2 separate regions of the Homo sapiens genome follow, and region 2 is linked to region 1. The links are chromatin contacts, found by Hi-C or POLR2A ChIA-PET in ENCODE. All regions are on one chromosome and are shown on one strand. The core of a region is the stretch at or near the end of the contact, and the rest is flanking DNA. Distances in the headings are between cores, read along the strand shown.

Region 1 (3,070 bases), core at 285-2,784:
ATAGAGAAACTGAGGCCAGAAAACTGAAGTGACTTCCCAGTGTCTCCTGACCAAAAGAAAAATAAGCATTAAATGAAGAGAAAGGAAATAATGAAGTGGAAAGGATAGTTGACCTCAAATAGAAACATGGATGCTAGTCCCGGTTCTGCCACCAATCAAGACAACCCACCTCTCTGGGGCTCAGTGTCATCTGTAAAATAAGGCCTGGAAGAAATACAGCAAATCATGGTGTCAACAGGTATCAGAGACACCCTTCTGGCATCAGTATTCTGTAACTCTCAGAGAGCCACAGTCTTAAAGTCTTTCTAGACACAATCTTAAAAGTAGAAGACTAAATAATATGCACATGTCACATCATACAAAAACATGCTGTGGAAGCAGAAAGTAAAAGGAAATTTTGAGCATAATATGAGTTTTGAATTTAATATTTGCTTATTTTTTTCTTTTTCCTCCTGGTAAAATTGCTTAAGAGTGTTACACACACACACATATACACATATACACAGCCCATTCGACCTCTCTAGCCACGTGGGTTTCTGCTCCCAGACAACACTGCACCACGAACGGGGTAGGAGATGTCAGCCAGCAACGGTGGCCCATGAGGGCCAACAAACAGCAGCCAAGCACTCCCACTGTCACCACCCTAAAACACCTGGTCGAGTCTGATTAATGAGATGAGGACCAGATGCTTAAAAATGTCTGCTAAATTAAAAGAAAAAGAAGAAACAAAGAGAAAAGGAAAGGAAACCAGAAGCCTGCCTTTAATATAGTGCACTTTGTTATCTGTAATGTCTTTCAACCACAGATAACAGAATCAACCACATGGAATCTAAGATGCACGCCAGGTGAAAAAACACCATAAAGACATAATAAAAAGTTCCACCAGTGCCCATAAATTGCTGGGGGACTGTTACAAGGGCAGAGTCATAAATTCTTAATGTTTCCCAAATTAGAGGGTACCAACACATATGCAAATATATTTGTGTGGGTAATTGAGGACTAAAAATCTTACATTAAGCACAGCTACCTCCTTCAAACGCTGTTAGGGGAGCCTCTGACAGGCACACTCATACAGCACACACTGTAGGAATTCAATTTGGAAACCATCATCTAAAGCACAGAGGAGAACAGGAAAGTCATATTGCTATAATGCTTAGATTATCAATCATCTTGACAGTTTATTGGCTTTATCACCACACATACCATTAAAATGATGTCTGGCCTAGACTGTCAGGAGCAAACATTAAACAGACCAGGATTAAAAAGCAGATCCCAAACAGCACTCCAGTCAAGTTTCTCTTCCACTCTGAAATTAGTTAGAGCTGACTAAGAAACTGGCACTAGACTTTGAAGAAATATACAGCCCAAAAGGCTGAGAGTCAACTCAGACCTGACAAGCTGATAGGTAATGTCATGTTATGGCAAATCTGACTCTCCTGTGGTTGATTTATCACGTACTCTGTGCAACAGAATGATTGCTAATGGTGGAAGGGAGAGGGGGGGAAAAAAACACCACCATAATTTGCCTCTTCTTGCAACCAAGGGCTTGTATCAAAAGGGCCAAGCCAGCTCCCTGAAGTGGGGTAGGAATGCTAATAAATTCACACTACTGAGCAAACATATTAACATTACCCCCACACAGGTTATTAAAGTAATTTTACAGATTCAGAAGAACTGAACAGGCAGCAGAAGAGACATTCATAATTCAAGAGCTCTAGACAGCGAAAGAGTTACGAACCCTATACGTTTTTAAAATGCTTCTGCATGTGTCACTTTGGCAAGGAAATCTCAACACAATTAAAACTATACTAGCACATCAATAGGGCTCAATTGAGAGCTGTGTACCTGCCTTTTACTAGGCCAGGGCTTTATAGATGCCTCAGGAAGAAAAGGGAAATAGGAAATTCACCGCTAATTAAAGGGAACCTTCTGTGCCTAAGGACAAATGGTGGCATTTCTAAAATATATATAAAAGAAACACATTTCCAAATCTCTGCCAAGGGTTTGGCTTTTTCACAGTCCCTAGAACTATTCTGTGTTTGTTTGGAAGTTACAGAGCTATTCTGTTTGTGATTAATAGTTTGCTTTCCAGTACAAATAAGTCATTAAGAAGGGTAGGGTGGGGCACAGAGAGAAGTGACAGAATAGGAACTGGCTCCGAAACAATGCGAGTAAAAAATTCAGACCACATTTTTCAATCTTTCACTCCATTGCTTATTTACCCAAGTGAGGTTCCCTGCCTGTCTCTCTGGGTGACTTCAACATGACCCTTTAAGTGAAAAAACTCATTGGGACACCATATCAGAGGCCCTTTCTCTACTTCCTTTCACCTAGCTGGGCTTTTTGGTACCTTGAAAACTCAGCTAATTCATGATTAAGAAAAGAATCTGGAAAATGATGGCACAAAAGCAGCCAGGAGGCATGAAGAAGCTGCTTCAGGAGAGCTCCTGCCCTTGCTGGGGTACCCCTGTGACACTCCAGGGTCGCCCCCAATAGGCTGTAGTGCCATTTTGTGATGCTTCCAGCCAGCCATCTTTCTCCAAGCAGTGCCATCCTGTTTTGTTGGTTGTACGCTGGAGTGGAGGAACTGACAATACACCATTTACCGAGGGAGAGTCACTCCCTGTACAACAGATGTCACCAGGAAAAAAAAAAAAAAGATGCCAGAACACAAGGCTTGTACACTGCTGAGCAAACACTGAATTTTGCACCTGAATGAGCATCTGGGTTTGAGAGACCAGGCAAGACCCACCCACATCCCCAAACACGCACTCACCCAACCACAGCACAACTCTCCCCAAGGGCCCCAAGAGAGCTAAATGGGGGAAAGGCAGCCAGCATCCAAGCTCCTCACACCAGGAACTTCCTCTGCCATTGCTTCTGGCTCAGGTTTCCAAAGCACTTTCACTAAGGGTGAAGAGAGAACCTCCCACAACAACCCCCTCGTGCCAGGAAACCTGAAAGAATCTCTGCTTTCACACTCCAAGACACCAGGCACCAAGATTTCCATGGGGAAAGACATAGCAGTCAGTGAAATCAATCATCATGGTCACTGGGCACCGGCCAAGGG
Region 2 (2,828 bases), core at 207-2,706, 260 kb before region 1:
ACGGATTCTGAGCGCTCCTCCTGTCTATCTGATTGCATACTCCATGCTTCCCACAGGAGGGCTGCATGATTAAGTGGCATTCAATCTTCTCTGCTGGGAGATGTCAGGCTCAGCAGCATCATGACACACAGTGGGCACCCCAGCGGCTGGAGAGGGAGAAATCCTGAACAAGTGAAGAGTGGGGAAGTGGGACGGGGGTGGGGGAAGAGGCGAAGGTGGCTCCTTTTCATTCTGCACGTGAGCTTCTCTGGGTCCCATAAATTCCTCTGCCCTGTATATTTCACTCAGCTGTCTAAATGAGGTTTGCTCATATAGCCACCACTGTGCAGAATCAATCATGCCCTTCTGCACAGAATGCTAATTGTGTGCCTCTCAAAAAAAAAATGGAGCACACCACAGAGGCCTTAGAAAAAATTCAAAACCAATTTTTTGGAATTTACAATAGTTTTTAAATTGCCATGTGAAGTAAATAGTCACAAACACAGACGTGATCCAGCTGCAATCCAGGTGCCTTTTTCAAGGCTGGGGAGAGAAATATTAAGAAATCTCTTCACACTTCCATCAGTTGTTCCACACAACACTTCTAGAGCCAGCTGCTGAGCTGCCTGAATAAAGAAACCCTGAGCACTCTCAATAACTAGTGTCCTCAGTTAACTCCACACAAAACAGCCCATTCAAATTAACCTGGGCTGCAAGTCTTTGTTTGTATCTGACAGGGATTGGCTCATCTCAGAGGTAGGAAAAGAAAAAAAAAAAAGACACCTAACAAAGAGTGTCCTCCTCTTCCTCATACCCCAAAGCAGGAAATAAATGAAGCTGGTTATTACAAAAGTAAAACTAAGTAGATGAGTGACAACTGAAAAAGTATTCACCAAGTCAGCATCTAAGTGCCTGGGGCCCAATAGTCATGTCTGTTTCCACTCATATATTTTTTTCTTTATTTTACAGAGGTCACATTATTAAACTAAAGATCATGTGCTTGAAGAGGGCAGAGATGCTATGAACACACACACACACACACACACACACACACACACACACACGTGTCTCTTGCAGGGAGGGCAAAGAGCTGACTCCACAGCCGGACCCTTGAAGGATCCCATTGTTTCCTAAAAGACTGGATGGACACAATGACAACCAGATTGCTTTCCACCACCAATTTTGGGAACATGTGAAAAATACGGTTTGCTGCTTGCTGGTATGTGGTCCGAGATGACTCATAAATCTTCCTTTATCTCCTTCGTGGTGTTAGCAGAAAAGGATGAGTTGCTTTTTTCCATCTCATTCTCCCGTCTATCTGTCTGTTAGCCGTGCCCTTGAGCAAAGATTACTGATGCCCTGCCTTTGATATATGACACATCACCCACAGCAGATTTTCATCAAGTGAATTAACCTGGAAAAATGCAAACCCACCTGCCAGTTGCTTCCAAACTTTGCACAATTCCTTTGTGTACTTCCTGTCTACCATGCACTAGGCAGGAGGGTAACCAGGGCAAGCTAAAGAAATATGGAAAATTACGAGAATCTAAACTGGGGGCTCTATGAACTCACTCACTTGCTGGGAACAGGCTGTTTTGCATAAAGACTTTCAGACGGAGTTTAAATGAAAAACCCCAGCTCAACCACAGTTTAGAATGCTTTGCACCGGAGCTGGAAAATGCCATTTTCCCCTAGTCATTTAGTCTGTGTGGCTGAAATAATGACAAGAGTCTTGGCAGCCGTTGATGACATGGTTACAGAAACTATTTGGTGACTTCCAATCAATAATCTAGATGGGCCGGGGAGAAGCCTGGAGCAGGAAGGAGTGGGCAGGAAGGAGAAAGAGAGAGCTAGAAAGGGAGAGGCTAAGACAGGTAGGGAAAGCAAGCATGAAATAAATCTGGGCTTTTCTACCAGCCCCACCCTCAGCCGGGTCTCCATGCGACCAGATTCACTGGCAAGCAGTTCCTGAAGTCTCCTGATTATGATGGAAGAGTAAAGAAAGACAGCACGCTTGATACCTTGATGGAACTCCTAGTCTAAATGTTCAAACAGAAGGCTTCTTGGAAAGCATCAGTTTGCACCCCTGCATCATTCAGCTAGAGAGAGCTGAGGTTCAAAGACAGCCCCTGACCCATCCAAGGTCATTCCGCTAAGCATGGTGGACACAGGGTTGGAAACCAAGTTTCCCAACTCTAGGGCTCTATCCAATACAACACACTACCTCCCAACCAGGTTTAGGAACACCTCTCCCCTTCCCACCTCCCCAACACCTGCCAAAAAAAAAAAAAAAATTGTCCTGATTTGAAATAGCTAGAACTCATTGCAGGGAGAAATAAGGAAGACTTCGAAACTAGAACAAAGCTAGACTGCATCTCTTGTTTACTCAACTCGTAAACTGTTTTGCTCGATATCATCCTTGATTCTGATAATAAAGCCGTTATTCTTTTCAAGGTGACTTGTCTACTGTGTATAACTCCTTGAAGGCTTGTGATGAGAGAGCTATTCCTATAATTTAGTCTTTAAAAAATGAAAATCCAAAGAACCCAAACCATCAATCATAACTTCTCACCCATACTCTGATTTTAAGGGAAAGTTGCAAAGACTAGGTTTTTTTTTAAGGGCATTATTACAAATCTTTCTCAGGGTAGTCCTGGGCTTATTATACCTGTAGTTCTATCTTTACCTACATTTATATTTCTGGCCATCAGGAACAGATTTTCTGAAATGACTCCAAAATCTTTCATTGTCAAGGAAAGATTAAATTTTCTTATTCACTATATTTCCTATAGAAACAAAGGACACTGGATTTTAGAAAAACTTTTCACAAATAAAACTTGAACTGAAAG

What was found. A loop is a pair of places that touch in the nucleus more often than their neighbours do. ChIA-PET counts read pairs that join two places held with the same protein, here RNA polymerase II (POLR2A). Pooled maps may share reads with other maps.
Region 2: a loop to region 1 is called in a pooled map, with 4 times the contacts of the local background. The contact joins two enhancer-like sites. A Hi-C loop is called at or near these places in 2 of 37 single-sample maps with no recorded cell type and 4 of 50 pooled maps. POLR2A ChIA-PET finds 5 or more read pairs at or near these places in 1 of 52 experiments (CD4-positive, alpha-beta memory T cell).

What each region holds. Positions count from the first base shown.
Region 1 is chr10:75,506,700-75,509,769 of GRCh38, reverse strand. The region is part of intron 2 of LRMDA (leucine rich melanocyte differentiation associated); the gene reads right to left. Among named protein-coding and RNA genes, the nearest start is that of MIR606, 44 kb to the left of the region's middle. Within about 2 kb of position 1,534, at least 3 of the 41 ENCODE cell types and tissues checked have a DNase peak (open chromatin) inside an H3K27ac peak, as active enhancers do.
Region 2 is chr10:75,763,144-75,765,971 of GRCh38, reverse strand. The region is part of intron 2 of LRMDA (leucine rich melanocyte differentiation associated); the gene reads right to left. Among named protein-coding and RNA genes, the nearest start is that of MIR606, 210 kb to the right of the region's middle. Within about 2 kb of position 1,456, at least 2 of the 41 ENCODE cell types and tissues checked have a DNase peak (open chromatin) inside an H3K27ac peak, as active enhancers do.